Regions from separate parts of the Mus musculus genome. Here regions 2 and 3 are each linked to region 1. Evidence: chromatin loops called from intact Hi-C (ENCODE). Cell type or tissue: heart. All regions are shown on one strand. Links, peaks and the distances in the headings refer to the core of each region. The heading gives the core; the rest is flanking DNA. Region 1 holds the start of Slc23a2 (solute carrier family 23 (nucleobase transporters), member 2). Region 2 overlaps Gm14051 (a long non-coding RNA gene). Region 3 holds the start of Tmem230 (transmembrane protein 230).

Region 1 (10,708 bases), core at 1,669-9,668:
GAGATGCCTAGAGTAGGTGAATACATGAAGAGAGTGGAACCGTGGTAACCAGGAACTGGGGAGAGAGGCTCTTGGCATTCACAGTGTATCGAGTTTCAATTTGCAGATGAAAATTCTGGAGATGGATGGAGTGAAGGCTACAAAGAATGAGGGAACCTGACAATAGCGAGTATTGTCAGGAAGGACTAAAGGGCAGGGCATAGCTGTGTATCCTTTAACCTCAGCGCTCAGCAGAACAGGTGGATCACTGACTTCAAAGCCAGCCTATTATAGCAAGTTCCAGGCCAGTCCAGGCTATACAGTGAGACCGTGTCTCAAACAAACGGCATCGTCCCTATGCCCTCCCGCAACAAAACCCCACAAAACAAATCCTATACGATGAGTCTATCTGTTCCGTGTTCACAGTAGACATATCTAAAGAGAGAGTGTAGATCTTGTGGTTATCAGGCGCTGAAGGGAGAGGAGGGAAATGAGATTACAGACCTGAGAATGCTCTAAAATGAAGCGGTAGTAATGGTTGTACCAATGAACTGTATTTTTAGATAGAGACTATTATGTCATGTGAATTATACATCAACTTACAAAAAGAACGCATGGGGGTAGGCAGGGAGAGAGCTTCGTGACACACAGTTCCATTTCTACTTTTCAATCCGGAGGCACAGAGGTTGCTATGTATGTAACTTAGGCTGGCTTAACACTCCATCCTGCCTCAGAAAATTTGAGATTGCAGGCTTGCTTTCAGCTTATTACTTTTGTTTGTTTATTAATTGAAATACTGCTGCAATGAAGAACACTGCAATAGAAAGAAAGAAAGGAAGAAAGAAAGAGAGAGAGAGAAAGAAAGGAAGGAGGGAAGGAGAAAAGAAAGAAAGAAAGAAAGAAAGAAAGAAAGAAAGGAAGGAAGGAAGGAAGAAAGAGGAAAGAAAGAGGAAGAGAGAGAAAGAAAGGAAAGTCTCTAGGTGTGGCAGTCCTCTTCATTTAAAAGGCAGAGGCTGTTATGTTAGGTCTTTGGGGATTGGAGGCTAGCCTAGTCTACATAGCTAGTTTCAACCAAGTCAGAGGTAAGTAGTGAGACCTTGTCTGAAAAAAAAAAAAAAAGGTACAAAAAGCAGCAGTGATTTCAGGCAGGTCCCAGAGCTGCCCTGGGCTGGAGAGTGACAGGGTGTTAGGTGAAGTCAAGTGAGTGCTAAATTCTCAGTCTCTTGCAAGCACTTGCCCAGTATTAGGTGAAGGTTTTCCCTATCGCTCAATCTGATCTCTCCAAAATTAAAATGTCTTCCCTGAGTTTTCCTGAAGAGACAACTCCAAGTCAGAGTTAATGGCCAAGAAATGGGGTGCAGACTGTTTGCTTTTGTATGAGCTAAGAATGTATGTTTATAGTTGAATCCTAAGTAAAATCTTAGCAAAATACTGTACTGGGGAGGTCGGGCACTATTTCAGTGATAGAGCACTTGCCTACGTGGGTTCCACACCTTGCCTCCCCAAAGGAAAAGAATATACTTAATTATACAATTACTTTTATTGTATTTTGAGTTTCATTTAAAAAAACAAAAAAACAAAAAAAAACCAAAACCAATCCAAAAACTACAGGGATTTGTTTTTGACTCTTGATGCACAAAATACAAAACATTTAATTCTTTGGCCTTTTTCAGACACTGTTTTATGTAAACGCCAGAGAAAATGTTAGAATACTCTTGAACTTCTAGGTGTGTATAAGGATTAGCTGCCAGCTACAGTCACTCCTATGTATGAGGGGAATTTCAATCAAATTAACCAGTCATAAAACATTCTTGGTGGATTCTGTAAATTTGAGTTTAGAGAAGTTAATGAGGGCTGGGGGGAGCAGAACAGCGCTTATAGCTCTTGTAATAAGAAAGGAAAATCATGGGCCAGGCAGTGGTGGCGCACACCTTTAATCCCAGCACTTGGGAGGCAGAGGCAGGCGGATTTCTGAGTTCAAGGCCAGCCTGGTCTACACAGTGAGTTCCAGGACAGCCAGGGCTACATAGAGAAACCCTGTCTTGAAAAACCAAAAAATAAATAAATTAAAAAAAAAAATAGAAAGAAAATCACAGAGAAAGGAAGTGAGAAGAAAATGCCCATGTCATTTTTGAATTGATGACGATAAAATGCTTATTTGTAAGAGTGACCCTCATACATAGGAGTGACTGTAGCTGGCAGCTAATCCATCCTTATACACACTTAGAAATTCAAGAGTATTTCTAACATTTTCTCTGGCGTTTACATAAAACAAACTGTGTCTGAAAAAGGCCAAAGAATTAAATGTCACCCGTGTGTCACTGCACTGAGTGAATCTTTTGTATGCATGACCGCACTCAGTCCTCATTAGAGCCTTGAAAAGTTGAAGTCAGGGAAACCCTTGATGTCACCTCCTGTTCACCAGTGGTAAAATGTAGTACTTTGTCCAGAAAGAAAGGGAGGGCGTGAGATTAAAAAGTCAAGGGTCTTGAATGTTATGCTTTGGAAGAGACTAGATTCTGTTTATCTTTGCTGGGTCATTATTTAGACAAAGGGGCCCCAAAGGATTCTCAGAAGGGATGTCAAATGGTCAGTTGTGTTTTGAGATGATAACAAAGATGGTTTTGGGAGGCAGCTCTTAAGAGGTTGGAGAGTTAAAAACAAGAGACGGTATCTGCAGGTACAGAACACTTCCCCTGTTCAAGCTGACTGCAGGTGACTGAGTGGACACAGCGTCAAAGACAACTTCAGGGTTTGGGGTAGCAAAAACAGAGAACTCAGATAAAGAACACTCTGTGAAGGAAAGATGAGACTAGGGATGACTGCAGTGCAGGGGAGTGGCTGGTTTCAGGACCCCTGGCCCCAGGGCACAGAAAGCTTCAGCTAGGCTAGTCTGGTAATCTTTATATACACTGTTTGCCTGTAACCTACAGAAACCTCTCTAGACTATTGTACTTCCGAAGGCAATGCAAATACCATGTAAATAATTGTGTTCTGTGAAGGACAGAGAGACACAGGGAAGGCTCTGCATACATTCAGTACAAAAGTGCCCTAAATAATTATCTTGGCACTATCAAATCAGGAATCTCGCCAATGCTTGGAAAGTTTTGATCGACAGTTTTTGACTCGGTACATGTACACTCTGGGGGGGGGGCACACACAAATGGGGCATTTATAGTTTCTGGAAACATTTGGGAAGTGTGTCTAGAAGTTCAGAAATGACTGGTCTGGAAAGAGAGGTAATGGGGGAAGAGGGTGGTGAGAAGCAGAGAGCATGGGGAGCCTGAGGAGAAAAGGGCATCAAGGGGACCAACGTCTTTAGAAGCCCACACCTGAGAAATCCTTCCATCACCAACCTGGGTGGAAAAGAGTGGGACAGTCAGGAAGGCTGAGTGGCTTTATCACATAAAAACATCTCCAGGAGGGGGTTAGTCAATGGAATGTTACTAAGCCAAGGAAGGAAAAAAAAAAAAAAAAGATCTGTAAACAGGCAAAAGGATTTGGCACTTAGAAGGTCACAGATGACGTCTGAGAAAGCGGGAGACTGATGGTGCTTTATAGTGCTTGTTGAGTGCGGAGGGTGGGGGAGGAAGAGATGCAGGAAACCAGGGAGGGAGGGGGGAAACCCGGAGTGAGGTAGTGCTTTAGGATTGGAGGTAAAACTATAAAGGGGGAGTTAGGGAGTGGGAGACAATATATATGGGGGGAAATGAAGAAAAGAGATGAACTGAAAAGATCAGGGGTTCTTGATCTTGGAACAGGCCTTCTATTCCAAAAGGTTCCATATTGTGGAGCAGAACACACACATTATGTTTTTAAGGGTGGCTGGAAACTCTGGCATAGAAAGAGTTGTGTGCTTCTCTGGTGCTGGTTACAGAATCATCTCTTTTCTTCATCTTCAGTGAAGATGAAATACTAACCTATGGTCTTCCAGGGTATGCTGGATTTTACAATTCAACTTACTGTTTTTTAGGGTTTTTTTTTTTTTTTTTTTTTTTTTTGAGACAGGAGTCTAAGTAGCCCAGGCTGACTTCAAATTCATCGTCTTCCTGCCTCTGCCTGCAAAATGCCGGGATTACAGGTGTGCACCACTAAGCCTCACTGGTTTTATTTTAGTGTGAGACTTAGAGAATTATATATTGATTCTCTCAGCTCGTCCGCACTAGCCTACTTTATAAAATGCCCGTCTTTGCTGGTTACGGCATGCCTCTATTGATCAGTGTGCTACCAGTCCTCAAGACTGCCAAACATAAACAATTCAGGAATAAAATCTGCTTTTTGTTTTTAAAGATGAGGTCAGCTGTGGTCGACCATTCTTTATGGCTCTCCGGAGTTGCTTGGGGATGAAAGGAATTACTGGGTTAGAAAAACAACCAAGACAGTGGTTTCAAGATGGAAGACAGAAGAGAGAGCTAATTATTAGGGTTTTGTTTGTTTTGGTGGAGGTAAGAACGTGGTTTAGTTACAAGTTAGTATCTTAGACCACCGCCTGCAGCATCACCTAGAAACTTCCTGGAAATGCAAATTTCGAAGCCACACTTCAGTTTCAGCACCGCTGGGGGTGGTACCCAGTTTTAATGATGCCCCCCTGGGCAAGACTGCCCGGCCTAAGTGCTATGTGTTTATTGACACGCGGCCTTTTGACTCACAGCCTAAGTGCCCATCCAGCAGGCATTCCTTGGGGGGTACACTTGAGAAATACAGAATAGCAGGTTGCCCCCAAACCCGCTCTATCAGAACACACGCCCCAGAGAAATCAAGCCTGGTGTGTCTTCTCCCGCGTCAGCATAAGCAAGGAGGCTCTCTTTCCCCAGCGAGTTCGGAAGCCTGACGGCCCAATTGGATACGCCGCGAAATTGCTTTAAAGCGGGTTACCCACTGAGCCGGGTACACTGCACCCCTCTCGCTGTCACCCCACAGCTACTGCAGGGCTTGGGGTCCTGCAGGGTAGAAAGGAGGCTCTGAAGGGGAGAGCCTGCGAGCGTCGAGCATCCTAGGCGGCCCCCCCGGAGCAGGTGTGTGGGGAAGGGTCTGCGGCTCGGCGCCCCGGGGCGCGCGGGCGGAGCCGGGGGTCGGGCGGGGAGGGGCCGGCGCGCGGGGCGGGCGGCTGCGCGGCTCCCGCCCCCGGCCCGCCCCTCCGCGGCGCCATTTTGCAGGCGGCTGCCGCGGGGACCCAAGGCGGCGGCAGGCACTGCGGCGCGAGCGGTGCGATCGGCGGGACGCGAGCCCAGCGAGCTGCAGGCAGGTGAGAGCCGGGCCGCCGCGCCCCACGCCCCACGCCGGGTCCGCGGCAGCACCTGCCGGCAGCCCCGGTTGCTCGCCGAGCCCACGAGGCCGGCCCGCGCGGCCCCCGCGCGCTGTCACCCACCCGCGGCGCGGCCTGCGCCCCCACGCCGGCTCGCGCGGCCCGGCGGCCCCGGCTGCAGTGTCAGGCCGTGCGTCCCCGGCGCTCACTGCCGCCCCGCCGGGTGCCCCCGGGACAGCCACCGTGGGCTCGCCGTGCTGCGTGGCTTGCTGCGCGCCCCTCCCCAGGTGGTGCGCCCCGCATCCCCGCGCCCGGGGATTCAGGGTCAGCCCGAGGGGCGGGGGATGGCGGTGCTGTTTCCAGTCTGGCTTCCTTCCCTCTTTGCGGAAGGCGACACGGAGTAATTTTAGATGCCGCTGCACCAACCTTGCGACCTTTCACGCTGGCCTGCCCCGCAGGGGTCCGGGGTCGCCTTGTTGCCTGCGCTCTTGACCGAGAAATTGACATTGGAGTGTGATAACTTGAAGGTGAAGAATTGTCTTCATCGTTTGGCCGGAGATGTCCCATTAGATGTGTAGCCTATGGGAACTCGGCCTTCATTCCGGATGAGGGGCTTTAAGCGGGTCTGATGGGAAACTCCTGATTTTCAGCGCAAGGGGTGAGGGCAAGTGCACAGGGAAGAAAGTTAGCTTTTTGAAGGCTACTTGGGGTTGGGGCATTTGTAGTAGCTGTTAGTCTGCTTTTTGCGGTGCTGGGAGACCGGATGATGGCGAAGATGCTATCCCTTCTGACGCTTGGGTCCTCTGAACTAAGGCGGCCAGGGATGTGAGGATCTGGTATCTGAGTCCTGAGACAGCCTGGTTTGAGCTGTCATTAACTGGCCATGTGACTTCCCTTAGGCAGTTTTCTCCTTTCTGAAGGCTAGGCTAGGTGGCTGAAATTTTTCTGTTTTTTGTTTGAGTGCTATTGGGCTGAGGCCTCACCTGCTCCGTTTCTCTCATCTGCCCTTTCATCTTGTGTGACTTTGCTGGCCTGCTCCTTTAAGGTGTTTGACTCTGGTGAAGTTTGTGAGAGGCCTTCTTCACCTCTTAGAAGTTCAGGATTCTCTGCTGGGTTATAGTTGACCTTATCAGGGTCACTTTAGAACTACTCTCTATGCTTAGCTCATCCAAAAGTTAATAGCTTTGGGCAGTTGAGGCTGTCCACCGTGTTAGCACTCATGACACACCTGGTAGTTAGTTAAAAGGAGGCCCTGAGCATCCTCAGGCAGACATCAGCGAGGCATGAGGTATCTGTTCTCTAGACAATGTCTTTTGCTCAACTGTTAACTGATTCTTTCTTTTTATACCAGAGTATTTCCATCACCCCGACTCCCACCACTGTTTTATTCTTGTGGGAAGTAATTTCTGTAAGAAAGTAGGTGTTTGCCCGGCGGTGGTGGCACGAATCCTTAATCCCAGCACTCAGGAGTCACAGGCAGGATTTCTGAGTTCAAGGCCAGCCTGCTCTACAGAGTGAGTTTCGGGGCAGCCAGGGCTACACAGAGAAGCCTTGTCTTGACCACCACCACCTTAAAAAAAAAAAAAAAAAAAGGGAGGAAAGAAAGTGGGTGTTTGAGTGGCATTTTTTTTTTTTTTTCTTTTTGTCCTGGCTGACCTGAAACTTGCTCCAGGCCAGCCTCAAAGTCAGGGAGAGCTTCTAAGGTCCAGTTTAAAGTTCCACCCCTTGCCCCTTACTCCAGATACTTGCCTGGTACTTAGTTTTCTGAGTATGGCACATTATGCTGAGATTAAAACCTCTACTAAAAAGCAATTAGGCTGGGTGTGGTGATGTAAATGTATAATCTTAGCAACTCAGCCCAGCTGGTGGAGATGGGAAGAAGACAGGCCAGCCTGGGATAAAGGGCAAGGCCTAGCCTTGTAAAACTACACAGAATATTGATTTATTTTGAGACAAGGTCTTTATATGCAGCCGCGGCTGGCTGGAATTCATAGATCTACCACATCCCAGTAGTGAGACTAAAGGTGTGTGCGTACCACCATGTCCAACAAGAAAGTTAAAAACAAACTAGAGGGCTGGAGAGATGGCTCAGCAGTTAAGAGCACTGGCTGCTCTCCCTCCCCCCCTTGTTTTCTTAAATTACAGGATCTGGATTTAATTCCCAGCACCTACACGATGTCTCACAATCATCGTTAACTCCAGGGACTCCAGTGCCCTCTTCTGGCCTCTGTGGTATGAACACTGCACACACCTGAGACAGCACGCTCCGGGGACACCACCCACACACGTTTTTTTCTTTTTTTAAAAAGTACTTGAATCAATATGACTGTCCAGGTGTGAGCTGAGCCAGGACGACACCAGTGAACATGCTAAAGAGGATGGGAAAAGGTCCACGAGGCTTCAGCCCCACACCGAGAGCTGTAGGCAACCGCAGAAAGCCGGGAGTGGCAGAGGTGGTCCTCCCAGGGACAGTACCAGTCGGCTGTTCAGTGCCAAACGGTCAGCCCTGACAACACACATACAAGTAACTGAACAGTTATATGTAGGTATATGTATGTGTGCGCACACACACACACACACACACACATATATGTATATATATATGTACATATATGCATACTATAATAATTAGTGAGAAAAGAGGCCCTGAATTTAAAGGAGATTGGGGAGAGGTACATGGGAGGGTTTGAAAGTAGGAAAGGGAAAGGAGAAATGTAATGGTCTCAAAAAGAAAAAAAATTAGTGTTGTATATGGTTTAGATAGTTGTGGGGTTTTTGTTTGTTTGTTTGTTTGTTTTCAGATTTATTTAATGCGCCGCATGCTTTTGATCCCAGAACTTGGGAGGCAGAGGCAGGCAAATTTCTGAGTTTGAGGCCAGCCTGGTCTACACAGTGAGTTCAGGACAGCCAGAGCTACACAGAGAAACCCTGCCTCGAAAAAAAACCAAAAAAAACCAAACAAACAAGATTTATGTAATGTATATGAGTACACTGTAGCTGTTTTCAGACACACCAGAAGAGGGCATCGGATCCCATTACAGATGGTTGTGAGCCACCGTGTGGTTGCTGGGAATTGAACTCAGGAACTCTGGAAGAGCACCAGTGCACTTTAACCACTGAGCCATCTCTCCAGTCCCCTTGGTTTAAGAAGTTTTGAATGCCATACTGCCTCCCTCGTTTGTATAGCAGTCTAGTGGGTCTATATTTTGGAATAGGCTTTTTGTCTCATTGGTAAGCTTGTGTGCCCCCCCCCCCAATTCTTCTGTTAATTAGGTGGCAGCTGCTACTGAACAAACCATTCTTGAATTAAAACCACGGCATCTGTACTCAAAAGGTGTAAGGTTTAGTTAGTTCCTTGGTTATGGGAAGTACTGAGTCAGCTGTCATCAACTCCACCGTGTTTCTAAAGAAACCTGGGCGCCATCAGGGGTTCTGGATTTGATCCCACTGATAGTTTAAGGAGTTTTGTCATTTTGGTTAAGAAAATTAACTCTTCACCAGTAATTTGTCTTTTTATGGCATTTTGAACCGATAAGTGTAAGCTTAGAAAACCCTATTTACTCTCATACTTTAAAAAAAAATTTTTATTTTTTTCAAGATAGGGTTTCTCTGTAGCCCATGCTGTCCTGGAACTCACTCTGTAGAACAGGCTGACCTTGAATACAGAACTCTGCTTGCCTTTGCCTTCAGTGGTAGGATTAAAGGCACATGCCACTGTGGCCGCCACTGCCTAGTTTACCCTCATGTTTCTTAAGTCTTCCCCAGAGTTCTTTGGTCTCTCATTCATTCACTCTCTTACCCCACCACTCCTCCAGTTCTCTGGTGAGGTGTGTGTGTGTGTGTGTGTGTGTGTGTGTGTGTGTGTGTGGTCTGGAGTTCTTTTACATCTGTCCTTCTTGACCAGGTTAAGCCTGTGAAGCCGGTAGGTTTAAAGGAGCCCTTTGTGTGCGCTCTCCATATCCTTGCCATTCTCCTCCTGGCTTGGCTGCTTCTATCGTGTCCCAGGTTCTAGGTTGTTGGCGACTTCATAATTAAGGGCTGCTTTCAGCTTGAAACTTTCATGGGCCTTTTACTCTTTATCCTGACACTGAATCTTGCTAGGTTGCCCAGGCTGGCCTCAAAGGACTTCGAGGATTTTCCCTTCACCTGATCCCAGTCTCAGGCATTCATCTACGTCTCATCCATTGCTGGACTGCCTGCTTTTTTCAGGGCGGTAATCTGTGTGGTCAGATGCTGCAGGGAGGAACCCTGGAGAGTTTGATGGTACTTGGTTTTTTGAATGTGGCACTCTCTAGTGGAGGAGTCAGAAAACAGGACTTGGAAAACATCTTAGGAGGCCTGAGGGAGGCTGGCAGCGTGGGGACGGGAGCAGAAAGGACGAGGGGCCCGAGCTAGTCTGCTCACACTGCTGGCACGGTGCGTCCATCCGCTTGGGAGGGGTTAAAACAGTCATTTATTTCTCACAGTTCTGGAGACTGGGAAGTCGGAGGTCAAGGTTCTGGGTAACCTAGTTCTGATGAGAGCTTCTGTCTGGCTCATAGACAGCCACTTTCTCATCAAGTGGTACTCACATGACCGTTTCCTAGTGTCTTTTCTCTCCCTCCCGCTCCAGAGCTAAGAATTGAACCTAGGATCTTGTGCGCACTGTACCACTAAATTCCGTGCCAGTGCTATTCTTATAATCTTACTAGATTGAGTCCCCCTTATAGTAAGACCTTATTTAACCTTAATTATCAACTAAAAGTGTTCTCTGAATCTGAGCACATTGTAGGGGTTAGGAGCTCGGTACATGATTTCTTTAGTTGGAAGAGCAAAACAGTTCACTCCATAGAGCAGAGTATGGATAGGGCTATCTTTAATTTTCATGCTGGGAATTGAACCCAGGGCTTTGGCATGTTAAGCAGGGGTTCTGCAGAACTTCACCCCTGGCCCTGATTTCAGTCCTAACAAGGACATTTGTCTAGCCATTGCTGTTTGAGAATTGGTGTGGATAGGGTAGGGCTGAGGTGGTGGGCAGGTCAAACCATGGTGATTTACTGTGGGGAGACAGTAAGAATTGACTGGATTCCAAGGCACGGCTAGACAGGAGGACGGTAGGAGAAAGAAGAGGAGGAAGAGTATGTCATGGAGGAAGACAGACAGACAGACAGACAGACAGACAACAGAGGCTCCTGCCTGACACCTGGAACAAAAGTGGCTGAGGGGCAGCTTCCCGGTGTGTGACGTCGTGCCCAAACATGTCATACTCCAGTCAGGAAATGAGGCAAATGGGATCTCTTCCTGTCTCCAGATGTAAACTTTGTATCTTCTCAGTGCCCTTAACTTAACACCCCCATCCCCCACCCCCCACCCCAGTGTAGGCAGTCTCTAGCACTCCTGGGAAGTTTACTCCATGAAGAAGAGTAATCTTTCTAGTGCCCTGTCAGAGAAGGCTCACTTATAGGTTCCTCACAGAGCACCTGATGACTAGACTTCTGTCTCTCT
Region 2 (10,708 bases), core at 1,078-9,077, 79 kb before region 1:
GAGAAGGCACTGGCAGGGGCAATCTGGAATCCAGGAATACTGCTGTCAGATAAAAACAAAACAAAACAAAACAACCAAAGACATTTCAAAAACAACACATTAAAGTTTAGACACTGGAATTAATGTGTTTGGCAATGCTAGAGGTTAACCCTGGGGCTTTATAAAATAGTATCAATTACTAAAATTCCCTCCAAGGGACTGGAGAATTGGCTCAGTAGTTAAGAATTCTTGCTCTTGCAGAGGACCCAGGCCCTGTTGCCAGCACCCACATGTTAGCTCACAACAGTCCTTTACCCCAACTGCAGGGAACCCGATGTCCTTTACTGACCAGTGTAGGCACCAGGCACACACATGGTGCACAACATACATCTAAGCAAAGCACTCATGAGTGTTTAAGAGTTGACACAGGGAGAAGTGGAAGTCTGAACAGATCAGTCATTGAGGAAAATAAATTCTAGTGGATTGAAAAAGGTGATCAAAAACAAAAAAAAAAAAAAAAAACCAACAAAAAAAGTAGCCGGGTGGTGGTGGTCCACGCCTTTAATCCCAGCATTTGGGAGACAAAGGCAGGCGGATTTCTGAGTTTGAGCCAGCCTGGTCTACAGAGTGAGTTCCAGGACAGCCAGGGCTACACAGAGAAACCCTTTCTATAAACAAACAAACAAGCAAAAGTTTTTCCAAGGAGCTGGAGAAAAGCCTCATCACTTAAGAGCACTGTCTATTCTTCCAGAGGACTGAGGTTCTATACCCAGGACCCTCACAGAGGCTCCACTACCACCTGAAACTCCAGTTTCAGGAAATCCCAATGTCTTTTCTAGTCTCCGTGAGTTCTGCTTGCATGTGGTACTGAAAGAACCTAGTGGGGAAACCCCCACTCAATTCCCGATTCGGCGTGCACCCAAGAATCAAGAACAGTACAGAATGCCTTGATGTAAAAACGTGAGATAGTTTAATGGCCGAGCTCCAGGTAGAAACGTATCTCACGCAGGAGACAGTGGATTCGACCACGAGGTTTGGAAGCTAGGGGTTTTTATAGAAAAGGGGCTGGGGCTGGGGTAGGAATTGGCATGGTTTCACATGATTGGTCCATTTAAACATCAGCAGACTGTACATGCAGATAACATTTAACTTAGGTTAGAAGGGCAGGAGATAGGGAGGCGCTGGGCAGTCATTCTCTTTATCTTTATGGCTAAGCAGCCTCAGGAATGTCTATATAACAACGGGCCTGCCAGGGCATGTCCTGGCCTGATCTGCTATGTTCTCAGCACCAGGTTTCAAAGTTCACAAACAACTCTTTGGGCTATTTGACATAAATTACATGAATCACAGGTCTCAAGTTTTATTTTCTTTCAGTACGCAGGTATACAACCTAGCCAAGCACCCTTACACATAAAAATAATAAAACCTTCACCCCTCAAAAAAATATTACATAGTGGTGCATACCTTTAATCCCAGCACTCAAGAGGTGGAACAATCACTCACTAAGTTCAAGGCCAGCTTGTAACCTATTGAGTTACAGGACAACCAAAGCTGCACAGAGAAACCCTGTCTCTAAAAAACAAGTCTTACTGCAGGGCTGAGGAGAAGGCTCAGTGGGTAACATGCAGTTTAAGCTTGTGGACCTGAGTCTGATCTCCCCAGAATCCAGGTAAAGTCAGGCTGGGTAGCGCACATCTCAAACAAGGTGGAGGGCAAGGGCTTGCGGCTTGCTGAGATTCTCCTATGACCTCCACATCTGACCTTTCACCCTTATATGCGCACACGCATACACTTTTAAAGTCTTCCCTAAGTTTTCAGACCTAGTTGCTAATGTTGTACAAAATGTCCAGTAAACCTTGAGACTGTGGGAAGTCTGAGAGTCTAGACTGTAAGGAACGCTTTGATACATCACCGTTTACTTTACAAACGTAATATAACCCTCAAATAAAATCTTACCCAAACTCATTTTCAAGTGTTGATTTTAAGATTGTAAATAAATTGTGAAAGATAAAGCCTAGCTTTTGATTATAACAAGTAGGCAAAGTCAAGGGTGTTGTGTTCTATATTTCCCTGCCTTAATAAGTTAAGGAGAAAAATCGTACGGCCATTTTGATGGATACCAAAACCTGCAGCAGATGAATACCTGTCTTGATGCAGCAGATTAAGCCGCCTCCCCATCTTGACTTAGTATTGACAAAGTAAACTCTACCCAACTTCCAACAGACAATGGTGCCTAACCTCATTAAATATGAATAACAACAGACATCACGACTAATGAAATGTCAGATGCATTGCCCTTAAAATCAGAAACAAGGTGAGCGTGCCTACAGATGCTTCTCATCCTGGCTAAAGGCCAAAGCGGGTGTGAATCTTACACAACAGATAACTTCCAAAGAAATAAGGCTCCCCACCCCTTCTTTTTTTAATTTAAAAAATTCCACTGGATTTGACTTCCCATCATGAGTCACCGTCCTTCCAGGTGATGGAAATTCACTGATGGGAGTAGTCCCCCTTCTCAGCAGCTCTGGGAACAAGGACCTCACACAGTGTCGGGAGCCCCAGGGAGGAGAAGCCTCCGACACACGAGTGTCCACACTAGTATTTGGTTTGTTTGGCCTGTTTTTTTGTTTTTGTTTTTTTTTTTAAGATATTTTGTTTTATGTAAGTACACTGTCACTGTCTTCAGACACACCAGAAGAGGGCATCAGATCTCTTTACAGATGGTTGTGAGACACCATGTGGTTGCTGGGAATTGAACTCAGGACCTCTAGAAGAGCAGTCAGTGCTCTTAACCACTGAGCCAGGACCTGGTCTGTTGGTTTTAATTTTAAATTTTTATTTGTGTGTGTGTGTGTGTGTGTGTGTGTGTGTGTGTGTGTGTGTGTGTGTGGCCTGTGCACCCGTATGAACACACAGAGTCCAAACTTTGTGTGTGGATTCAGAGGACAATTTGGGGGAGTTGGTCCTTGCCTTCCACCTTGGTGAGGATTTCCCCCTTGTCCTTCTACTGTGGTACGTAGCTCAGGCTAGCCAACCTGAAGCTAGTTCTGGGTGGTTCTTCTGTTTCTGCCTCTCATCTCCCCGCCGGACCGGTAAGATGACAGATGCACACACTATGTCCTGCATACTCAGATCGTCACTTGTAAAATGACAGGCAGATGTGCAAGCTGTGTCCTGCACTCTCTGATCTTGTGTGGGCAGGGCTTTTACCCACTGAGCCATCTCCTTGCCCCTGAGTTTTGGTTGGTTGATTTGTTTGATTTTTGAAGCAGGCTGTATAGCCCAGGTTAACCTTGAACTTTGCCCTGCCTTTCAAGTGCTAGGACCCACACATGTACAAGGCTACTGTTTGCTAAAATGTAACTTGTCTAGAGTGTAAATGGCTTAACCTTAGCTCCCTGTTCTCCCATTGAGAATCTTCGTTAGGTCTGGGTCTCTCAGATGCTTCTGCCCTTCAACTGGACATGGAGGAGCATTTGTGCCTACTTGGTGGGAGTGTCCAAGGATTTCCCAGTTCCTGGTATCCTTCTAGAACTGTGTCAGATCATTCTGCTGACCCGAGAACTGTGCTCTTAGGGCTACCCAAGTGCACCCACAGTTTTTAAATTCTTGATGAATTGATACATTTGTTCCCCCTTGGACACTACTGAGGGAAAAGGCTGTGGATCTCTCGAGATTCCAGTTGCTTGGTCTGTCTGGGTGGGGTCTCTTAGTGTTCTGACAGCTATATCAACCTATCCCTCACTGTCTATTTATGTCAATGTCTGGGCTTCCAGAGATGAGGACAGAGTACAGAAACATTTTTCAGTGTTGAACATTGGCTTCTAACTCATTTTTTTTCTTCTGAATCTAGAGACATTTCATTCATCTTAAGAGGCACTTCTCAAGCCACCTATGGTGGGAAGCCATTCTGTTTTAATTCCATTGGTCCAGATGTCAGTCTGGAAATTGTGCCCTTTGATTAGTTATGGAATCTCTGAAAGCTCATAGGGGCTTCTCCTTATCCATAACAACCCAGCCCAGGGACTTGGGTCAGAATCAAGGAAGCTGGCATATGGTCTCTACTTCATGTGCTGTTCCAAATCGGACAGAGACTTGGCAAGTTGACTTCCTTTTCCTGCATTCTGCTGTATCACCCCTCCCTAAGCCAGCGGGCAGAGAACACCCTCAGCACTACCAGCTAGAAAGAGTGGGTCATGAGGTTCCGAAAATAGTGGAAATGAAAATTGTATCCTCTAACTCGGCAAGTTTCATTCTTGCTACAGAAATGAGAAGTACTAAGGAAAGAAAATGTGAAAACCCAATCACAATTTGTAAGTAAGCCCATTATGACCCTCAAAAGACAAGAGCCAAACATAGTGATCCAACACCTTTAATCCCAGCACTCCGGAGGCAGAGGCAGGCAAATTTCAGTGAGTTTGAGACCAGCCTGGTTTAATGAGTGAGTTCTAGTACAGCTAGAACTACACAGTGAGATCCCATCTGAAAGGAGGAGGAGGAAGAGGAGGAGGAGGGGGAAAAAGAAAGGAAGGACGGAAAGAAGGAAGGAAGGAAGGAAGGAAGGAAGGAAGGAAGGAAGGAAGGAAAGAAGGAAGGAAAGAAGGAAGGAAAGAAGGAAGGAAGAAGAAATCGATCAACACTAATAAAGAGAATTTAGCAAAACAGATGCTCGCTGAGAATATCACAATTGAGGGCGGTGCCACTACATCATGGTAACATGTAACTAATACTTATCTTACTTATTTCTAAGCAGGACAACAAAGTCTCATTCACAAAAAGCTGAAACAAAACACTTGAAGATTAAACTAATGGGAAGTTACTTAAACCCATTTGATGAAAATCATGGAACCTTACTGAGATGCATAAAAATTATTTTGTTAACTTAGACTCAATTTTCTAAAGCATACATTTATCTACAATTGCAATTCTATCCTAATTAGAAACCCACAGGAAGAGTAAGGAGTGGGGGGGGGGTCACATAATTATCTTAAAGACTATCTAAAAATCAAAGCTATGACATAAATCAGAAAGAATCCCAGAGGGACTTGAAGAAATGCTGCCCTATGACAATGCAATATCATTCTAAAATGGCCATTTATACAGAAGTTAGAATGGTGATTTTGTATAGACATCTACATAAAAATCAATAGAAAAGAAACGTGGACAAGAAGCAGTCCAGGACAAAGGTGATGGCTGTCAGGTAAGTGTGTGCTACCCAAGTGTAAGAAGTTTTTATCTCTAGCACCTAGATCAGATTAAATAAATAAAAATCTACCAATAAACAAAAATTCTGGATAGTGGTAGAACATTAAGACCTTCTGAGCATAGGTTCCTACGCGACCACACAAGCCACATATTAACAGCACTGATCCTAGCTATAATTAATGTACTGGTATCCTCCTTTCCCCCTTAAGTACGATTCCCTACTAACCTGCCTGAGATCACACTGCCCTCGGTTAGCTGGGCTAGCGTGTGTGTGTATATGTGTATGTGTGTGTATGTGTGTGTGTGTGTGTGTGTGTGTATGTGTGTGTGTGTGTGTGTGTGTGTATGTGGTCCATTTGTGAAGTAGTCAGTCAGCTTTCATCCTTGGTGCTCCTGATCCCTGAATCTGATTTGTTTTCCTTCTAAATCCTTACTACCAGCTGTCATACTACATACTACACTATATACTACACTATATATGTATATATGTACACACAGACACATATATGTATATACACACACATTTACTGTGTGTCCCCCTTGCTAGCATGCAATGCACAGAACTGCAGACTTATTTAGTTTGTATCACTTCCAATTTCCAAGCCAGCCGCTGTTACCTATGCTTGCTGAGAGAAGCAAATGAATCAGAGAATATACATAATATGCATCTGGTAGGCCCATCCACTCAGCCAGCTCATGCCTGTCCAGTCTTTGCATCACACAACCCCTAGAGCATAAAACAAGCCCACAGCCTCTGCCTCAGAGCACCCCCTGTCCCTGAGGGAACAGATGTTTGGGGTGTGCTTGGGATCACGATGGAGTTCTAAAGTACCACCACACAGAATACCATGAGGTCGTGTGCTGTGGGGAAAGAATTCTTTTTTAAAATCGCCTTTACTAGTTGGGTGTTAGTTGGGTGTTGGTAGCACACACCTTCAATTTCCACACTGGTGAGGCAGAGGCAAGTGATCTCTTCAAGTTCCAGCCTGGCCAACAGGCAGAGTTTCAAGATAGCCAAGACTACATATAAAAGGATTCTGTCTTGAAAAAACAAAAACAAAAATCAGTTGGGTAGCGGTGGTGTACTCTGGAGGCAGAGGCAAGCGGGTCTCTATAAGTTCAAAGCCCAGCTTGGTCTTCAGAGTGAGTTCCAGGGTAGCCAGGAGTACACAGTGAAACCCTGTCTCGAAAAACAAACAAATAAAACAATAAACAACAACAACAAACAGTTTTCCTAGGGCACAATTGCCATAAAATAGACTCAACCCTAACTTCACAGCTAGAGGAATGCAGATATATGTGTATATGTGTATATGTGTATATTAGCATTCTACAGAACTTTAAAATTATGCTTTAAAAGCATACTGTTGCACTTCCTAAATCACTCACATTTATTTATCCATTTATTTATTACCTCTTTATTTACAGTGTGCGTGTGTGCGTGCAGCTGCACACTGTGGCCTGTGTGTGTGGCAAAGACAGCTGGGGGAGTCTGCTCGTCTCCTCCCGTGTGGGATGAGGGGAAGCTAGCACAGACTGTCATGTCTGAGCCATGACGCTGGTCCGACATTAGCACTTCAAGTCGCAGGTCTGTAGTGTTAACAAGCACACTGCTGTGCACTTTGCCTCTAGAACCCTTTCATCCTGCAGAGCAAGCTTGTGCACAGTCAACTCGGTCAACGCCAGTTCCCTTTTCCCCCTCCCTGGGGAGAAGATTCTTTTTGAGTCACCCTTGTAAGTAGAGCGTTCAGGATATTTAAAGAACTCCTGAAAATGATCTCAAAATACAGCTGCTTCCAAAAAGAGCCAGTGAATCATTCCGGGCTCATGAGAGTGCAAAATTTAAAAACACCACTCAAGTTGACAAAAATGGAGAAGGGATATTCAGGAACTGCTGTGTTGAATACTCCTCTGCCCAGGGTTTGAATGGTACGGCCAGGCCTGCATCCCATTCTTTCTGCGTCAGCATGGTCTCCAGTGTTCTCTCCCTTCTCCAGCAGGCTGCAAGCACCAGTGATTATGAGCTGGGTCGTTTTTTTTTCTTTCACAGTCTTTTTCCTGGCCTCCCCAAACTGGCTGACCTAGAAACCCAAGAGAGGGCTCCTCAGGTCTCTAGTGAGTCTGTTTGAGTCTGCTGGCCACAATAGCCAGAGGAATAAACCTGTTTCTCGGGAGTGAACTTCAGTTACAAGGCTACTTGACTTCTTTCTTAGATCATCAAACAGCCCAGGGAGGTGGGAGCCAAATTCTCAAGAGGCTTCAAGCTCATGTTCATGCCCCATTCTTCTCTAAGAGCCCCCATGTAGAAGCATCCCAGGGTCTGTTCTTTTTGGCCACCGTGAATCATGTGGGCTTTCCTGGAAGGATCTCCATGGTCAGAGAGAACTGCTCTAAACGCCATAATTACAAAGTGGAAAGAAGTTGGTTAGTTTTACTCAATGGGGACTAACATGAGAGATAACAGGCCCTCCTGGCAGGTTTTTGATCAGGGATATGAGGTAGCTTAAATTTGTAGCATGGTAGGATATGGAGCCCATGGCTAAGCAAATAGATGTCCCTGCCACCTAACAACCCAGAGTTTGATCCCTGGAACACACAGGGTGGAAGAACAAAACTGACCCCCACAATTTGTCTTCATACCTCCATTTATATACTATATAACACACACACATTAGACACCATCAAACATCTACTAGTAATAAAACATTTATTTCTACAAATTTTTGATACATATAATTTTTAACATTTATTAAACACAAAAGCAAAATTGCATATTAATGGCACTAGTGCTATTCTGTCTGTATAAGGAAGTGTTGGCTGAATGTCCAACACTGCAGACAGAGAGGGGGCTCCAGGGTTTTTCAGAGGTGATTGACATTTCACTTTTACAGTGCTGAGATGCCATTTGCATAACTTAGTAACATAAAATGACCAGAACATGTTTAGGGCCATTTCAGAAACTGTTGGGAATTCTCTCCAAATCACAAGTCAAATTAATTTAATTTTTTTACTCTCTTTTTAAAGATTTATCATCTTAACCATGTGTAGGTGTTTGTGTCTGTGTCTGTGTATGTATGTGTTTGTGTCTATGTGAGGGTGTTAGAAGTAAGTTTGAGGTCACAAAAGAAAGGGCCCACCGTTCCAACTGAAGTGTCTGGACAGGCGAACATTGCTCTTGATCAAGAGGGTGCTCTCAGAAAATCAAACACACGGAGACAGGAAGTGTATCTAGTTTTTATTCTAATTTCAGGTGGTGGCTGTGTCTCTTCCCCATTGGCTGGGGTCTGACCTCACAATCTTATTCAGTTGGTTGGCTAGTCCGAAGAGAATTGGCACACAAGGGAGTTGGATGAAGGGGAAAGGAGGTGCTGCTCCAAGAAGGGGGTCACTGCTCCAAGAAGGGGGACACTGCTCCAGGACATAAATTCCTAGAATAGAGCAAAGGTTTTCCTGGGTCACAGTAAGTAAAACACTTGTGTGAACATCTTATAATGTGTGGGAGATAAAAATATTTTAATTCACTGGGCAGTGGTGGCACACGTCTTTAATCCCAGCACTTGGAAGGCAGAGGCAGGTGGATTTCTGAGTTCGAGGCCAGCCTGGTCTACAGTGTGAGTTCCAGGACAGCCAGGGCTACACAGAGAAACCCTGTCTTGAAAGAAAAAAAAATTTTTTTTAATTCCTTGTCCTTGTTTTATAGTATTTGACAAAAAGACTGGTATTTGATATTTCTTACAGATGTATGTGCCGGTGCCCTTGGAGGTCAGAATCATCAGATTCCCCCGGGTCCCAGGTGAGTGTGAGCTGCCCAGTGCGAGTGCTGGGAACAGATCTAAGGTCTTCTGTAAGAGCAATTCGTACTCTTAGTCACAGAGCCATCTCTCCAGTCTTCTGTATAAACAATTTAAAAACCAGTAATAAAGCCTAAGTCAGCAACTCAAGCCATGGATTTAAAGCCTTTGTTTCCTATGATTAAGTGTTCATGTTTCTCTAAGAGCAGATGACTATGTGTGCTCATTTAGACCTCTGCAGTGCAAAGCATGCAGGGAATCTACCTCATAGTGTTTCAGACCATGTGCGGCTGTGGCTTCAGACCCAAGTCTGCAGTGAAGTTACAAGCACAGCCGGGGTGAGCATCGTCAGCAGTCACTCCATGTGTTAGGTCTTCTATTCTCTGGCCATTGTGCATTCAGAAACCTTTTACCGTTGCTGAATTTCCAGTGAACCTCAACAGTCCGGCTCTATGTAGAAGATCCTAACACAGACAGTAGATGCCCTAGGCAAGTCGCCTTCTGAAGGCCCAAACAGGGGGCTCTCTGGCCTCCAAGGAGGCAATGGGAGACAAATGAATCATCACGCTCCCATTTTTGCTTTCTGACACTTTTCATTTCTGACCGTTTAGTGATTTCTTGTTTTTAATGTCTGGCCTGATTTCTTATAGAAGAGTCAGTGCCTGCCTGTCATTCTGCTGTTAACTTAGAGGCAAGACCTAGTGTCTCCTAAAGGCTTCAGACACTCACGGCCTCCAAAGCGAGTGCTGCTCCAGATCTTAACTTTTGTTTTTGGAGACAGGGCTTCACTATGCAGCCTGTGCTGTCTTTGATTAGACAGTTCTTTTTGCCTCAGCCTCCTGAGAGCTGGGGTTACAGGAGTTTACCACCAGGTCCAAAATGAAAGTTTTTAGACATTTGTGCTAGTTTTCTGTCAGCTCAATACAAGCTAGAGTCCCGTGGGAAGAGAAAGCCTCAATTGAGAGAAGGCCTCCATCACACTGGCCTGTGGGGTCAATCTCCGCCTCCCCCTCCCCCTCTCTACAAGAGTTTTGGGTGGTTTTGTAGTTGTTGTTCTTGTTTTTGGTTAATATTGTCCTAGCTGACTCTGACCTCCTGGGCTCAAGTGTCCTTCCTGCTTAGGGACCCCTCCCCACCTCCACCCCAGTAGCTGGGACTACAGGTTCTCACCCTTACTCCCAGCTATTCAACTTTTATTTATTTATTTTTTAAGATTTATTTACTTATTTTATGTAGGAGTACAATTATAGCTGTCTTCAGACACACCAAAAGAGGGCATCAGATCTCATTATAGATGGCTGTGAGCCACCATGTGGTTGCTGGCAATTGAACTCAGGACCTCTGGAAGAGCAGTCAGTGCTCTTAGCCACTGAACCATCTCCTCAGCCCCCAACTTTTACTTTTTAATTGTGTTTATGGAAAAATACTGTAAAACAGTTTTCAATGTGAAATAAAAGTGAACACACACTCCATTTCTCCTAACTGTGTTTGTGTATCACACTCTAAGCTTTGTCAGGAAGACATTTTTATGTATATGAATGTTTTGCCTATGGATAGATAGACAGATAGGTAGACAGACAGACAGACAGGTGTAGATATAAGTATAGATGTAGCATGGGCGTGGCTGGTGCTCTCGGATGTCAGAAGGGGGCATTGGATCCCCTAGAACTGGAGTTATGGGTGTTTGTGAACTACTACCTGAGTACTGGAAATTGAACCCAGGTCCTTTGCTT
Region 3 (10,708 bases), core at 1,552-9,551, 100 kb before region 1:
CCGCCTTTGCATACGCGGTGGGGCGGGCCTTGCTCAAACCACGGGTACGATTGGTCCTTGAGGAGAGGTGGGTGGATCAGCGCTGTGGCGTCATGACCTCGCGCAGGGAAAAGGCGCGCGCCTAGGAAGCCGCGGCATTAGACGGTTGCGGGCGCAGAGGGTTGGTAGTTGTCGCTGTAGGCCTTCGCTGCCGCTTCTGCATCGTGAATCGGGGGACCTTGGCAGCCAGACCTCGTTCCTCTTAGAGTAGCTCTCATCTAGTCGCCACAACTCCGCCACCATGTTTGAGGCACGCCTGATCCAGGGCTCCATCCTGAAGAAGGTGCTGGAGGCTCTCAAAGACCTCATCAATGAGGCCTGCTGGGACGTCAGCTCGGGCGGCGTGAACCTGCAGAGCATGGACTCGTCTCACGTCTCCTTGGTACAGCTTACTCTGCGCTCCGAAGGCTTCGACACATACCGCTGCGACCGCAACCTAGCCATGGGCGTGAACCTCACCAGGTGAGCGGGTGGCGGGAGCGGGGCCCCACTCTTCCCGCTTCCGCTCTTGGCGGGGCTGTGACTCTGCACGCTCATTGGCTGGCTTGGCCATCCGCGCTTTCTGATTGGTCTATGGTGTCGGGGGCAGCCCTCACCAAAGCGCGCGGTTCCGAAAAGCCCGCGCTGGCAGTGGCGCCCACTCTGTTTCCGCGCCAAAGCCACAAAGCGGGAGTCCGCGGGAAAATGAGTGCTCCGGAGCTGTGCTCATTAAATGCCTGCAGCTTTGAGTGGCTGGTCTTAGCGCCTAATAAACGAGTCTTAGTGCAAATGTAATGTCGACTTAGAGTGACAATAGACCTTTTCTTGACTTCCAGAGTCTCACTGCGCATCATGGATTTGAGGGGAAATCTGTCAGTTTTAGCTTTTAACTTTGCTACAGCTACCTAGGTTAGTGCCTCCTGTATACGTGTTCAAGGACAGTGTGTGACTTATTTTAGTACAGATACATGGATTAGTGCCACTTGTATACATTTTGAAAGATTTACGAAAAGGCCAGACGTGATGGGGCACATTCTCCAGTACACTAGAAACCAAGGACACCCCGCTCAAAAAGATGCTTTCTCGAATGTTGGCTTTTAGTGCATTTTACTAAGTCGGTTTTAAGAATCACATATACCCGGTAATTTGCTTCACCCCTGAGAGAGTTTGGGGTACCCTTAGCCCCTTTAACAGTTCTCCAACCGTGAGTGTGAAATGGTACAACTTGTAATTGCTTTTTAAAATATAGATGTGGATTACATGTTGATAAAGCCTGTCTTTTTTTTTTTCCCCCCTAGCATGTCCAAAATTCTAAAATGTGCTGGTAATGAAGACATCATTACATTAAGGGCTGAAGATAATGCAGACACCTTAGCACTAGTATTCGAAGCACCAAGTAAGTTAAACACCTTTAAAACTCGGTAGTTACGTGTTGTTTCTGTTTCTCAAAACCAAAAAAAAATATTAACAATATTGTAAAATTTCCATCATAGATAGGACCGTGTGGTGTGCTTTGGTAACATTTTCCTTCTTTTGGTAGATCAAGAGAAAGTTTCAGACTATGAAATGAAGTTAATGGACTTAGATGTGGAGCAACTTGGAATCCCAGTGAGTTACCTTGTTTCTGATTGTGTGTTACCCTGCTGTGATACCAGCTGATGCGTGTTCTGAGTGGAGTGGTGGTATTGGGGATGAATGGCACACTGCCATTTCACTAAACCACAGCAGTCTAAAGTTGATTGAGTTTTAAAGAAACCAGAAGTCTTGCATTCTGAGTTCTGGTTAAGATGCTAAATCTTGAGAACATGAAGCTGAGCCTTCCCCCTTTTCTAGACTGACCTTTAACTTGTGGGTTTACAGGAACAGGAGTACAGCTGTGTAATAAAGATGCCGTCGGGTGAATTTGCACGTATATGCCGAGACCTTAGCCACATTGGAGATGCTGTTGTGATATCCTGTGCAAAGAATGGGGTGAAGTTTTCTGCAAGTGGAGAGCTTGGCAATGGGAACATTAAGTTGTCACAAACAAGTAATGTGGATAAAGAAGAGGAGGCGGTGAGTAGTAAGGGGGCGTCCAGTTAGGTGTCTGAAGCAGGGATGGAGCCTCGGCTTTTGTTTTTATTTATTCATTCATTTTGAGATGGAGTCTTGAGTAGACCAAGCTATCTTAGAGCTCAGAGACGACTCCATAAGCTTTTACAGGTAGCATTTGGAAAGCTAAGTGTACAGCCTTTTGCTTCCTGGAAATACTCTTGGCAAATAAGTGAGGGTTGGCAAGTGAGCAAAAGAAAATGGTTGGGGGTGTATGTAGCTTTATGTGTTGCAGGTTCAAGAGTATTTGCAGTCCCAAGGGAAATAAGAAAGACTTCACAAAATGTGGAAAGAGTTGTATTAAATGCTCTTGACAGTTACATCCATAGAGAAAGCTGGGCATGATGTCTCAAACCCACAACTGTAGTACTCAAAGCTACAGCAGGAAGATTCTCAGCTTAAAGTCAACCTGGCAGAAAATCTAGCTCAAAAAGAATGAGGAAGAAATTGGGAAGGCAAAGGAAGATGTTCTCCGAGTCCTCCTCATTCAAGTAGAACATACTAGGCCTCTTTAATTTCTAAGTATCCCTGAATCGAGGCTTTTTCTCAGGAATCCAATGTATATTTCATGGCTACACTTTTTTTTTTCTTTTTTAAGTTTTGCTAGCTAGCCTGAGCATCAGAATTACACACAGAAGTCTGAACTAAATAGGATTTTTAGGGTTTAGTATAGTGAAATTCAGAGTGCTTACTGCAAGTATTTAAGGTAAATATAAGGTGTTACTTGGCCTCTGCATGAATTTAAAGTAAATGAAAGTGTAAGAATTCGAACATAGATAAACACACAACCCAAGAACTAGTTCTTAACCTTAATCTGCTGAATTATTTCTACTTCCATATCAACTTCAGCTCCTCAGTTCTCAAATACTGACATGTAATTCATCAGTATTTGTCTGATGTGCAAGCATTTCCACAACAAAAGAAATTAAGGAATTTTTCAGTATCCACATGTTCAAGGATTGGGAATTGAATAAAATTGATAATCATACAATGAAGACTGGTTTACTGTCCCTTAGCTTGCATTCAGCTGTTGGTTCTTGTTTTTGGAAGTGGTTATGTGTTATCTTCCTCTCTTCATGCATTCTTTGCAAGAGAAGTATGTACAATCTGAATAGGAACAACTTTCTCCTTTGTTTTGATTGCTTGGGGTGTGGCTCTACAGGATGGGCAAGCTAGACTTTTTTCTTCTTTAGTCAAGGTTTTCATCAACCCTTCCAAAATGATAACTATTTGTTTTGCTTTGTGGTATAATACCGTGATCTAATAGTGTGAGTTTCTGATGTCTACAGTGAGCCTGTTTTCTCCTCTAGGTAACCATAGAGATGAATGAGCCTGTTCACCTAACGTTTGCTCTGAGGTACCTGAACTTTTTCACAAAAGCCACTCCACTGTCTCCTACAGTAACACTCAGTATGTCTGCAGATGTGCCCCTTGGTAAGATGATAAGTTTGAACATTGTTTTGTAATGTGGTATTTATAGTATTCGGTGGTTTAATTTTTCCTGTCTTTCAGTTGTAGAGTATAAAATTGCTGACATGGGACACTTAAAGTATTATTTGGCTCCCAAGATTGAAGATGAGGAAGCATCTTAGGCATTGCTAGAAATTGAGAAAACTAAACCTTTGAAGATTGCTCCTGAGATGCCAGCGTGTCCTGAGGTCTTTTCTGTCACCAAGTTTGTACCTGAGTATTCTTAAATATTAAAATAAAATATGTAGATATCTTCTGTAAATAACCTACTTTCTTTTCTCTCCATTCTCCATAATTTGCTTAAAGAATAAGCTCCAAAGTAAAAACTAGTTTTGTTAACATGAATGTTTCTGCTTTACAAATACTGGTGATTTTCATCAATGATCTTGACGCTAAATGCAGTTTTAAGAAATATTGTTCAATTTAAATAAAGTTAACAATTTGAAAAGTCATAGAGCAGTGCCGCCTTTGTACCATGGCTACTGAATAGTTATACCCTGTTAGGTAAATGGGCTTTTGTTCTCTCTTCCATCGTGGAGATAGCAATAAAAAAATGTTTCTCTTGAGTTTATGTAATTACGTTGTGCAAAGTTTTCTGGTAGCCTTGTTTGGGATGTAGCTCTTTTAAAATACAACTTTAATGGCAGTGCAGGGGGTGGGGTGGATAAATCTCTCCCTAGGCCAACCAGGACTACATACAGTCCATCTTGAGTGAAGCAAAGGCCCAAACTTCGTGGCTACTTGATCCAAGAAGGGTTAAAAAGGCCCTGTGGTTTTGATCATGATATGCTACATAAAACTAAAGAATATTTGAGTATATTTATTGTGTATGTGTGAGGCTCATGTGGGGGTCAGGACAATTTTATAGGAATTGGTATACCCCAGCACCCTGGCTTCCAGGGGTTGAATGAAGTTCTTCAAGCTTGGTGACAAATTATCCTACCTCCCCTCTCAGTTTTTATGTGTGTGTGTCTTTTGCAGGTATGAGTGAGCATGCGTGTGTTAACCTGGTTTGGTGTGGGGAACCATTTTCAGTTCTTGCTATATTTCAGCAGGATCTCAAACCATGGCTAGTATAGAGCCTGTTTGCTCTGTTCCGGGAGGCCACATTTGAAGGCCTTTAAATACTAAGCTCTATCTGTGGACCCCAAGATATTTTTCCTTTGTATTTCATGTTTGACAGTATGTAGACAATACAGCTTTGTTCTGGGAGGTTGTTGGTTAGAGCTCATGCCTAGTAGCTACAACTGTTCAATACTTTGAGCCAATTAAGTGCAGAAGGAAGTAGCCTGCAAATACTGCTCTCAGAGAACTCTGGAGTGGTGGGAATGCTTTATCAAGACGTCACTTTCATGAGGATGAATGTTAGAACTCAGCTGTGTCTGGTAGGTAGGACACTTACCTGGGTAGTGTTTAATAATCAGGTAGTAATAACAAGATTTTGGGGCTGTGAGAACGCTAATTAGTGAGTGGTGACCAGTGTCAGCATAGGGGTGTTTAGGACAGGGCAAGATTCCTGGTGGGTATCCCTTGTCCACCCCTCTGGATACCCAGGACTCTGCTGTGCACCGATGTGGCCATGGGGTCAGGACTGGAACCTCAACAGTTTTGCTGTGAACTCGATCCTGGTGGGTGAGACCCTAAGTACGCGCCCGCCCACCCTATGGAGGTAGCAGGTCCTGGTCACCAGGGCAAAAGCAAGCCGCTACCCGGTTGAGCATGGTGGCATTCGCCATTTGTCCCAGGCAAACCTTATGTTCGAGGCCAGCCTAATCAGCATCCTGAGTTCCAGGACAGCCTGCGCTACGTAAAGAAACGCTACCAAACATAAAACAAGACAGCAATGAAGCCCTCCAGCCATGTGCCCTGGAAGCAAGATTCGATGACACGATTTCCTGGTGACAGCACTTCCGGTGCGCCTCTATCCGCCACGTCACTTCCGCTGGGCTGTCCTTAAGACCGCCCCTTCCGCTTGGCTGTTGAGCGAGCCTTGCGAGCGCGCCTAACGGAGAACGGGGAGCGCAGCGCGGGTAGGGGGCGGGCGCGCGCTCCCGGAAGCCAGCCGCGAGACCTGGCCCTGCCACCGAGGCTGCTTCCCGGAGACAGTTAGTTCACGTTGGCGGCGGCGGAGGGCGACGAGAGGTTGTCCACAGCGCCACGCTTAGGTCCTTGTGGGCCCGGGAGGGTGGGCAGAAATCGTGGTGGGGCCGGTAAAAAGTGTAGCAGAAACTTGGGCTGATAGTTTTTTAAGTTGTCATTTACTATGTGATAACGCCACTCTAGAATCCCTTGCTAAGAAAAACAAATCTTCCCATTTCGTTGTCGTGCTGCAACGTTTTTGTTTTGGTGCGAGTTTATAAGTGGAAAGTACATAACTTTATAACTTGTAATACAAATCAGGCATGGTTTAATGCTTCGAAAATCCTGCTTATTGGTAGCTTCAACTTTTAGATATGAGGAATTAAACATGTTATGGGATGGCAACATCAAAAACCTAGTACCTAAGGTTTAGAAATGTAAATGGATTCCCGTTGCTCCTTTTTAGTACTTCTGAACTAGGATGTAATTAACCAAAACGCAGAAACACTTGACACCAGTTTTTTGCATGCTAGTTACTTAAGGTCGACTGTAATACCAGTGTCTGGCAGCTCATTAAGATCGAAAAAATATCACATGCCATTGTGGAGATTATGTGCAAAACATCACACCAGTGAAGGCCACTTAGTTTTCTTCTTAAAGATGGACTTTTTGCGTTTAGAATTCAAATGCCATTGCAAATAAAATAGTCTGTTTTGTTTACATAATTGTATGACTTTATAAAGAATCCACACATTTCATTTATGGTAGGGGAGAGTGTCTGGTCTTCCTATGTTGCCCAGACTGGCCTCCAACTTCGTATATCCACACCTTTCTTCCCAAGTAGTTGGGATTAGAGTAACCTACTGAAGTACTGAGCTTAAATTTCAAACTTTTAAGATTTAAACGTCATTGCTTTTAAATTTTACCTACTCTCAAATAATTCAGTAGTTATGATTTTTATTATGTCTGTCTGCTTTGAATAGTTTGAGTAAAACGGATTTTTAGATCCGTTTTTTCAGGAGCTACATGATGTGGAATGTAAACTCACTTGTTTCATGCTTGGGATGGGAGCAGAGAGGCAGGTGGCCGTGGATGTCTAGTGTGGTATGGATAGCCAGGGCGTTTCCCACATGGATAAGAATTTGTACATAGAACCGTACCACACCTAGAAGTAGACACGATGCTGATGTGTGTGTCATTCCTTATCCTCCTCCTCCTCCTTTCATGGCAGACAAAAAAGTTATGTGAATTTATGCTCCTGAGGAAAGTTAAGGGGTAGGCAGTACTGTAAGGGAGGGGTTGAAAATGTGAACATTGGACTTTAGAAAATTAGGCCAGAAACATCGGTAGCAGATTGAACAGAGCCTGATTCTTGGTGAAGTGCCTTTGGTGTCTTTCTGTGAAGTCAACCTAGATCCATAAAGGAAGCATGCTTAGTGTGTACAAGAAGTGTCGGGTCACCGTAAGCAGTGAAACGCCTAAGCTACCATGGGTAGCATGTGGCACAGCAGCTCGGAACAGTATCTGACATCCTTTCCTGGGCTGTACTGGGACTGCTGCAGACAACAAGTCTTTCCCTTTCAGACTAGCTGTGTTACTCTGTTATGATGCCGTCTCGTACCAACCTGGCAACTGGACTCCCCAGCAGTAAAGTCAAATATTCAAGGCTTGCCAGCACAGACGATGGCTACATTGACCTTCAGGTAACATAATCAATCAATTAAAAAAATTGGCTACTATCTGGACCAGCAAGAAACAAGCTGATTTCCAAGCTCTTTTGAGCCCCAGCTTGGAGAGGGGATCTTAGCAGGGCAGTTTCAGATATCTGCAGAGTTTTCCATTTCCAGTTTCAGTTGAAGTGCTAAAGCTACATAGTTATAGATTTTATTTGACTCATCCAGAAAATTCTTTGCTGACATCATGAGATGCAGATACAGATATTCTTTATGGCAAACAAGAATCTAAGCAAGTAAGTTTGTGTCCTCTCCTGACCAGTATTGAGTAGGATTAGCATCTCCTGTCCCTGAGGATAAAACAGCCTAGGTGACGCCTGAGCTAAGGAAGGAGTCCGTTCTTTTAAATATAAACAGATCAATAGTTCTTTGCATTTATGTGAAGAGGGGAGAGTAGCTCTGGGGAGCTTCCAAACCTGTAATGTCAGAGCTGGTAACAAGCTGAGCCTTAGAAGGTTTGCCTCTTACTTCTTTTTAAAATGTTCTTATGTTATTTGTACTAATAGTGGGTTTCATTGTAACATTTTCATAACATGCTTACACTGTATTTCAGCCTTAATCTGTCTCTGAAGCTTAACCTTGAGCTGAATCTACTTATGATGCGGGGCTTTGGGAAAGCTGAAGTGGAAGCTTTAGAGGTGGCTACGCAGTTAAGAGCACATACTGTTCTGCTGTTTTATTTATTTTATTAATTATTTATCATATAAAAATATATAATTATAGACGCTGCATATATAATAAATAGTATTCACAAATACTGTAATGAAATGAATATATTTATGTATTATGCCTATGAGTGTTTTGCTTTCATGTGTACCACGTGTATGCCTGGTGCCCAAGGAGGCCCAAAGAGCACATCAGATCTCCAGGAACCAGAGATTCAGATGTTTATGAGCACCGTGGGTGCTGAGATCGAAACCTGGGTCCTCTGCAAGAGCAAGAAATGTTGTCCACTGGGCCGTCTGCTCTTGCCCCCCCCTCCTCCTTATAAATTAGAAAAAATTTTTTTTTAATTTAAGTGTATTATGTTTTGCCTGCATGTATGTCTGTGTACCCTGTTGTATGCAGTTCCCCAGGAAGCTAGAAGAGGGTCTTGGACCCTCTGACACTGGAGTTACAGATGTTGTGAGTCACCATGTTGGTGCTGGGAACTGAACTCAGGTCATCTGGAAGGCAAGTGCTTTGACCTTAGAGCCATCTCTCTAGCCTACAAGTGTCAGTGTTGCTCAGGACCCAAGTTCGATTCCCAGCAACCATATTACGTGACCTACAAAGCTATAACTCCAGCTTTTGCAGGATCCAATTCCTCTGGCTTGAACAGGCATCTGCCCTCACATGTACATACCCACGCATAATTAAAAATAAAACACAGCTTTTAAAAGGAAGACAGAAAAGAAAGCTAAAATTCTGTTTCTAAACTTCTGACTGACTGTAAGCTAAGTCACCTTCAATCCCAGAAGTCACTTCTTCATGTCTGTATAGTGTGGTGCTCTTAATCCTCCACAGGTTAGTAGCAGCTTCCACGCATGGGCACTTAGTAAATACGTATCACCAGCTAGGCGACAACATCGTTTTAAAGGGATGTCCTTGTTTGTAATGTGGGGTCTGTGGACCAGCCGACGATGCTTCACTCTCGTGAACATCCAGTGCAGTGCTGACGGACATAGTTAAGACACTCGAAGCTTCCACTTTGATGCTCACGTACCCTCCCTGCACTAGAGTACTTTAGGCCTGGTCTTTTCTTAGTGTTCTTCATCATTTGTGTTTTTCTCTCTCTCTTCCAGTTTAAAAAAAGCCCTCCTAAGATCCCTTATAAGGCCATTGCCCTTGCTACCGTGCTGTTTTTGATTGGCACCTTTCTCATAATCATAGGCTCTCTCCTGCTGTCGGGCTACATCAGCAAAGGGGTAAGCTAATGGGCGTGTGACAGTATGCCATGGGTCTTTCAGATATGAGCCAGAACACTATTTTTATGTTCTAGAAGTACAATGGATTCCACTAGAAGAAACAATAAAGCGCATCTAGTTTCTCCTCTGATAATAAGGCATGGTTTTTTGTTTTGTTTTAGTTTTGGTTTGGGTTTTTTTTTTCTCCTTTGAGCAAATGTCTCCATAATTCTTAGAAGGTGGGTGCTTGTAAGTAGGCACACATAGCTTCTGAGATAGTTTAGAATAATGCAGCTTTGCCTGGGTTTAGTCTTCCAGACTAGTACATGGCTGTAGCTAGACTAACATACCATGGTTGTAGTTTTACCGAAGTGTAGACGTGCTGATGGGTGTTAGGGGTGAAGCAGTGAGGTTTGTGTAAGTGTGTGGCCACTACACCTTATAAGTGGGTTCCTCTTTCCATTGATTTGGTAAGAGTTCTGTTGAGTTTCAGTATTCAAACCCTAAGTGGTGCTTGGTGGTGCTTTCCCTTGGATGTTTATATATTCTCTGTCTTAAATTATCCTAACTAGGCTGGGCATGATGGAACACCGCTTTAATCCTACCACTCAGGAGGCAGAGGCAGAGGCAGATGGATCTCTGAGTTCCAGGATAACCAATGCTACACAAAGAAACCCTGTCTTGCAGGGGTGGGGTGTGACCCTAAGCAGTATTCTTTTTGGGGGAGGGAAGAAAAGATTTATTTTATTTTATTTTATTTTAAAGTTATAGGTCATCATTGAGAGAAGTTAAGCAATATTCTAACCATAATACAGATCCATTTTTTTTCTCTCTCACACTAGAAAAAATGTAGTTCCTTTTTGGTGCTTTACACAGTTACAAGCAGCAAAAATAAAGCATCCAGTTTCTGAGGTGACAATTGACACATGTTATTACAGCTGAAGCACTATTTGGGTTAGTTTTTATTGTTGTTGTTTTCTTTTGTTTTTGTCTTTTAAGATTTACTTATTTATATAAGTACATTGTAGCTGTCTTCAGACACACCAGAAGAGGGCATTGGATCCCATTACAGATGGTTGTGAGCCACCATGTGGTTGCCAGGAACTGAACTGAGAACCTCTGGAAGAGCAGTCAGTTCTCTTAACCACTGAGCCATCTCTCCAACCCTATTTTTATTTTTTTAAGACAGGGTCTCTCTACAAAGCCTTGGCTGTCCTAGAATTCACTATGTAGACCAGGCTGGCCTTTAATTTAGAGATCCTCCTGCCTCTGCCTCTGCCTCCAGAGTGCTGAGACTAGAAGTGTGTGCCACCACACCCCACTGCCACTTAAGTAATATTATCCAGTCCTTAGAGACAAGACAAAAAGGGTGCTATGTTTAAAACTAAGAACTTGAAAAAAGTGGTAGGGAGATTGCTTTGTCAAAAGAGT

Evidence for each region. Peaks named below come from ENCODE experiments on the same cell type or tissue, not always from the same donor. Only the 100,000 strongest peaks of a DNase experiment are listed, where the experiment ranks them.
Region 2: it touches region 1 in a loop (2.5-fold over the local background); 19 of 42 quality-filtered maps call a loop at or near these places.
Region 3: it touches region 1 in a loop (3-fold over the local background); 33 of 42 quality-filtered maps call a loop at or near these places.

Annotation. Positions count from the first base shown.
Region 1 is chr2:132,139,528-132,150,235 of GRCm38, reverse strand. Slc23a2 (solute carrier family 23 (nucleobase transporters), member 2) reads left to right here and starts at 5,128. Exons shown (of 16, transcript NM_018824.2): 1 at 5,128-5,224. Gm14051 (a long non-coding RNA gene) reads right to left here and starts at 6,657. Exons shown (of 3, transcript XR_866753.3): 1 at 5,651-6,657. In heart, for the core only: CTCF peaks have their summits at 7,446 (motif pointing left), 8,266 (motif pointing right) and 9,531; DNase peaks (open chromatin) are centred at 4,885, 5,525 and 5,895; H3K4me3 peaks cover 2,449 bases; H3K27ac peaks cover 2,189 bases.
Region 2 is chr2:132,217,951-132,228,658 of GRCm38, reverse strand. It overlaps Gm14051 (a long non-coding RNA gene), which reads right to left. Exons shown (of 3, transcript XR_866753.3): 3 at 8,407-8,612. Among named protein-coding and RNA genes, the nearest start is that of Tmem230, 24 kb to the left of the region's middle. In heart, for the core only: no CTCF peak of the experiment used is centred there; DNase peaks (open chromatin) are centred at 4,108 and 6,918.
Region 3 is chr2:132,242,609-132,253,316 of GRCm38, reverse strand. Tmem230 (transmembrane protein 230) reads left to right here and starts at 5,529. Exons shown (of 4, transcript NM_027478.3): 1 at 5,529-5,744; 2 at 7,243-7,361; 3 at 9,176-9,298. The coding sequence starts at 7,263. Pcna (proliferating cell nuclear antigen) reads left to right here and starts at 137. Exons shown (of 6, transcript NM_011045.2): 1 at 137-501; 2 at 1,317-1,414; 3 at 1,559-1,626; 4 at 1,879-2,073; 5 at 3,420-3,543; 6 at 3,622-4,031. The coding sequence starts at 281. The coding sequence ends at 3,701. In heart, for the core only: a CTCF peak has its summit at 5,627; a DNase peak (open chromatin) is centred at 5,546; H3K4me3 peaks cover 2,919 bases; H3K27ac peaks cover 1,530 bases.